Linked DNA regions of Homo sapiens: region 2 is linked to region 1. The links are chromatin loops, found by intact Hi-C in ENCODE. Cell type or tissue: PC-3. All regions are shown on one strand.

Region 1 (2,500 bases):
TTCACTGAATTAACATAGTCACCAACTCATTTTATCAATGACACACTTAGATCATCTTTTAGCCATGTGTCTACTAACTATTCCCTACATAGTATTACATCCACTCACTGAAATAACACTCTTCATTACAAAGCTCTTAAAATGAATAACAAAAGCATCTTTTAAAACATGTTTAAACACATTATTGCATACTTTATAATGTGGTAAGCACTTGCATTCAATGAGTTAACATAGTAACCAACTCATCTAATAAATAACATTATTAGAATTATCTTTAATGTAAGTGTCTACAACCTCACACACATATCCACTTACTAAAAGAACAGTCTTCACAACAAAGATTTTAAGAGGTTTATTTAAAGGTATTCTTTAAATAAACATATTTAAACATTTTATTATATATTTGCAATTGGTAAACACTTGAAATCACTAAATTAATACATTTACAAATTCATTTTTCCAGCAACATCTTAGAAATATCTTTTAAGTATGTGTCTACAAATACCTTACTACATGTTACTCATTTAACACCCTTCACAGTAAAGCTTTCAAAATTCATAAGGGCAGTGACATCACCAAAAAGGCTGAGTAGAAGCAAGCTGGTTTCCACTTCCTGACCCACAGGAAATCTTAAACAAATGCACAGCACCAAGATTATCATCAGCAATATCACAGAACTCAAATATGTGAATAAGATAGTTACTGAAATAATGGAGAAGTGAAAAAATCCATGCAGACATAAAAGAGTAAGACTTTTATATTCCTGACATCCTAGCACAAATCTGCCAGACACCAAGTGTGCAGATAATTTTTCACTATTAAATCTTACTAGACCAAAAAAAAAAAAAAAAAAAAGATGAAGAAGAAGATTAAGGAAGACAACCAGCTTTCCCATCATCTTGGGATTCCAGGCAGAAGACACCCACAAGAAGTATAGCCAGTGCCTTAAGGGAGAAAAACTCCTGAGGACACCCAGAAACAAAGAGATTAGGTTGCAACTAGTATCCCCAGCCTGGGAAATTTAGTTATTTAGCCAAAGGAGATGCCAAATCACAGTGGCTGTTCAGTAACACCATGCTGTAGGAGCTATGTTTCATAGGTTCTCAGACCATAAATCCCTAGCTAGCCTTGCCAAGCTTCCCTGGTATTCCCTTTAGGACTTCCCTCATCTGGCACAAGAAGTGCTCTGAATGGTTGCTAGAGCTGAGGCAAACCTGGGATTAAGGTGCCATCTAGTGCCATAAAGGAGGTAGTGACATAGCAAAAAGGATATTCAAGGTAAATTGCAAACAATCTCTAACACACCCGATAGAAAATTAAACAAGCCAGACAGAGAAGATTCGAATGAATAACTAATCCTTTAATGCAGAGACGTAGATGTACATTCATAAGAAAAAACAGCAAACAAAAAAACCATAATCTTCCCGAGTGGACAAAGCAAGAAGCCACTGGCCAACACTAACTAAACAGTGATAGGTGGGCTCTCTGATCAAGAATCCAAAATAGTATTTTTTTTTTTGAGACAGAGTCTTGCTCTTGTCACCCAGACTGGAGTGCAATGGCACGATCTCGGCTCACTGCAACCTCTGCCTCCCAGGTTCAAGTGATTCTCCTCCCTCAGCCTCCCGAGTAGCTGGGATTACAGGTGCCCGCCACCATACCCTGCTAACTTTTGTATTTTTTTAGTAGAGACGGAGTTTCACCATGTTAGCAAGGCTGGTCTCGAACTCCTGACCTCGTGATCTGCCCGCCTCAGTCTCCCAAAGTGCTGGGATTACAGGCGTGAGCCACTGCACCCAGCCCCAAAGTAGTATTTTTAAGGAAATTCAGTGATATACAAAATAATACAGAAAAGCAATTAAGAAATTTATCAGATAAATTTAAGGAAAAAGATTGAAATGATTTTTTAAAAACATCAAACGGAAATCCTAAAACTAAGAAGTACATCTGCTGAACAAAAATTCATGAGAGGCTCTCAATGGCAGATGCATCAAGCAGAGAAAGAAATCAGTGAGCTTAAAGACAGGCTAATGGAAAATACACAGACGAGATAAAAGAATGAAAAGTAATAAAGCATGCCTATAAGATATAGACAATCACATTGAAATAGTAAATCTAAGAATTACTGGTGTTCAAGAGGAAGCTGAGCAAAAGCAAGGAATGGAAAGTTTATTCAAAGAGGCAGGGTGCAGTGGCTCATGCCTGTAATCCCAGCACTTTGGGAGGCTGAGACAGGTGGATCACTGAAGGTCAGGAGTTCCAGACCAGCCTGACCAACATGGTGAAACCTTGTCTCTATTAAAAATACAAAAATTCACCGGATGTGGTGGTACGCAGCTGTAATCCCAGATACCTGGGAGGCTGAAGCAAAATAATTGCTTGAACTTGGGAGTCAGAGGTTGCAGTGAGCTGAGATCATGCCACTGCATTCCAGCCTGGGTGACAGAGTGAGACTCCTTCTCAGAAAAGAAAAAGGGAAAAAAAGAAAGTCTATTCAAAG
Region 2 (2,500 bases), 250 kb before region 1:
ACCACCAAGTCCGGTTAATTTTTCTAGTTTTTTTTGTAGCAACAGGGTCTTGCCATGTTTCCCAGGCTGGTCTCGAACTCATGAGCTCAAGTGATCCTCCTGCCTCTGCCTCCCAAAGTGCTGCGATTACAGGACCGCAACCGGCCTAAACATTTTAAATGAAAAAAATCTATGTATGTATGTACGTATATGTATTCAGTGCAGAAACTGTCAGGGCAGTGACAGAATCTAGAAACAGCTGGCCGAACGCCGTGGCTCATGCCTGTAATCCCAGCACTTTGAGAGGCCAAGGCGGGAGGATCACTTGCGCTCAGAGACCAGCCTGGGAAACATGGTGAGACCTGGTCGCTAACAACAACAACAACAACAAAAAGCCGCACGTGGTGGTGCACACCTGTGGTCCCAGCTACTGAGGAGGCTGAGGAAGGAGGAGCTCTTGAGCCCAGGCGTTTGAGGCTGCAGTGTGCCATGATGGTGCCACTGCACTGCAGCCTGGGTGATAAAGTGAGATCCTGTCTCAAAACAAAAACATAAATAAACAGAAACACATCTGAGCATACACACGCCTGCAAAATGTAATAAAAGTGTCACTGCAATTCCGTGGAAAAGTGACTCAACGGATAACAGCAAGGCAATGAGAGAAAAAGGTAATCTCTACCTAACCCCTTACCACAAATATCATACTCAATGAAATACAGATAAAAAGGAGAAAAAGAAAATATTTTAAAAATTCTTTAAACGTATTATAAGAAAATAAAGCCGAACGTTTGCATAATCCTGAGATGAGGAAAAACTTTCCCCCAAAATGACACCTATGGACGCTTGCCCAAAAATAAACTGCAAGTTTTTCTTCAGCCTCAGAGTCATTCCCAGATAGTAGAAGACAATGTGTTTATAATATTGGAACGGGTAAGACCTTCCTATAAAAGACCAAAAATCTGAAAGGGACACGGGGCGGGTGACAGGAATGGGGACAGCGGGGACAGCGGCCGCCCCTCCCGCCACCTGCCGCCTCCCGCCGCCGCCGCCGCCCGCCGCCGCCGCCGCCGCCGCCGCCCGCCGCCCGCCGCCGCCGCCGCCCGCCGCCCGCCGCCCGCCGCCCGCCGCCCGCCGCCCCCCGCCTCCGCCCCCCGCCTCCGCCCCCCGCCTCCGCCCCCCGCCTCCGCCCCCCGCCTCCGCCCCCCGCCTCCGCCCCCCGCCTCCGCCTCCCGCCTCCGCCTCCTCCCGGCGCGCACTCACCTCCGCAGACAAAGGGCGCTTCGGCAGGCTCCGCCCCCTGACGCCGCCGCCGCCGCCGCCGCCGCCGCCGCCGCCGCCGCGGTGGACCCGGGAGGGAGAAGGTGCCGAGGGCCCCGCAGCCTGAGCCAATGACGCCCGGTGACTGGGCTCCTGGGGCCGGTCCAGCCACCGGCGCGCCAGACCTGCTCTGAGGACAGCCTCCCCGCAATGGCGGCGCAAGACGCTGGCCTCAGATCCCCAATACGCATGCGCTGGCGGCGCTCCGAGCCTGCTTCCTTCATCGCAATCCTCATCGCCGGGGCTCCTGACTCCCACCAGCTTTCCCGGGTCTGTTTTTCATCGGGACTATGCGGACCCCGGGGACCGCGGCCTCGAGCCTTCCCAGAATTTTCCGGTCCTAGAGGAACGAGGGGGACGGGCCGAGGACCCGTCCCTTCGTCCCTGCCAATTAGAAGCGTTGGACTGTCCATCTCCATGGTGACGACACAAGCCTTCCTTTCAGTCCTGGAATCACCCCTCCTTCCCATCAATTTCATATTGATGAAACTCAAAATATAATGATGATGATGTTATTGGCCGGGCGCGGTGGCTCACGCGTGTAATCCCAGCACTTTGGGAGCTTGAGGCTGGTGGATCACCTGAGGTCAGGAGTTCGAGACCAGCCTGGCCAATATGGTGAAACCCCCGTCTCTAATAAACGTACAAATATTAGCTGGGCGTGGTGACGGGCGCCTGTAATCCCAGCTATTCCGGAGGCTGAGGCAGGAGAATCGCTTAAATTCGGGACGGGGAGGTTGCAGTGAGCAGAGATCACATCATTGCACTCCAGCCTGGGCAGCAGAGTAAGACTCCATCTCAAAAAAAAATACAATAATGATATCATTATATCATTATATAGTATATGCTACTGATGCGAAGAATGGAATTTTATTTTATTTATTTATTTATTTATTTTTTGAGACGGAGTCTTGCTCTGTGGCCCAGGCTGGAGTGCAGTGGTGAGATCTCCGCTTACTGCAAGCTCCGCCTCCCGGGTTCATGCCATTCTCCTGCCTCAGCCTCCCAAGTAGCTGGGACTACAGGCGGCCACCACCACGCCCAGCTAATTTTTTTTTTATTTTTATTTTTAGTAGAGATGGGGTTTCACCGTGTTAGCCAGGATGGTCTTGATCTCCTGACCTCGTGATCCCCCTGCCTCGGCCTCCCAAAGTGCTGGGTTTACAGGCTTCAGCCATCGCGCCTGGCCAAAGAATGGAATTTT

What was found. A loop is a pair of places that touch in the nucleus more often than their neighbours do. Peaks named below come from ENCODE experiments on the same cell type or tissue, not always from the same donor. Only the 100,000 strongest peaks of a DNase experiment are listed, where the experiment ranks them.
Region 2: it touches region 1 in a loop (5-fold over the local background); 5 of 110 quality-filtered maps call a loop at or near these places.

What each region holds. Positions count from the first base shown.
Region 1 is chr7:55,640,109-55,642,608 of GRCh38, reverse strand. No RefSeq gene overlaps it. Among named protein-coding and RNA genes, the nearest start is that of VOPP1-DT, 69 kb to the right of the region's middle. In PC-3, a CTCF peak has its summit at 1,225 (motif pointing left); a DNase peak (open chromatin) is centred at 1,198; H3K27ac peaks cover 632 bases.
Region 2 is chr7:55,886,420-55,888,919 of GRCh38, reverse strand. ZNF713 (zinc finger protein 713) reads right to left here and starts at 1,464. Exons shown (of 7, transcript NM_182633.3): 1 at 1,240-1,464. RefSeq lists a silencer at 1,264-1,313 and an enhancer at 1,434-1,773. In PC-3, no CTCF peak of the experiment used is centred here; no DNase peak of the experiment used is centred here; H3K4me3 peaks cover 1,699 bases; H3K27ac peaks cover 597 bases.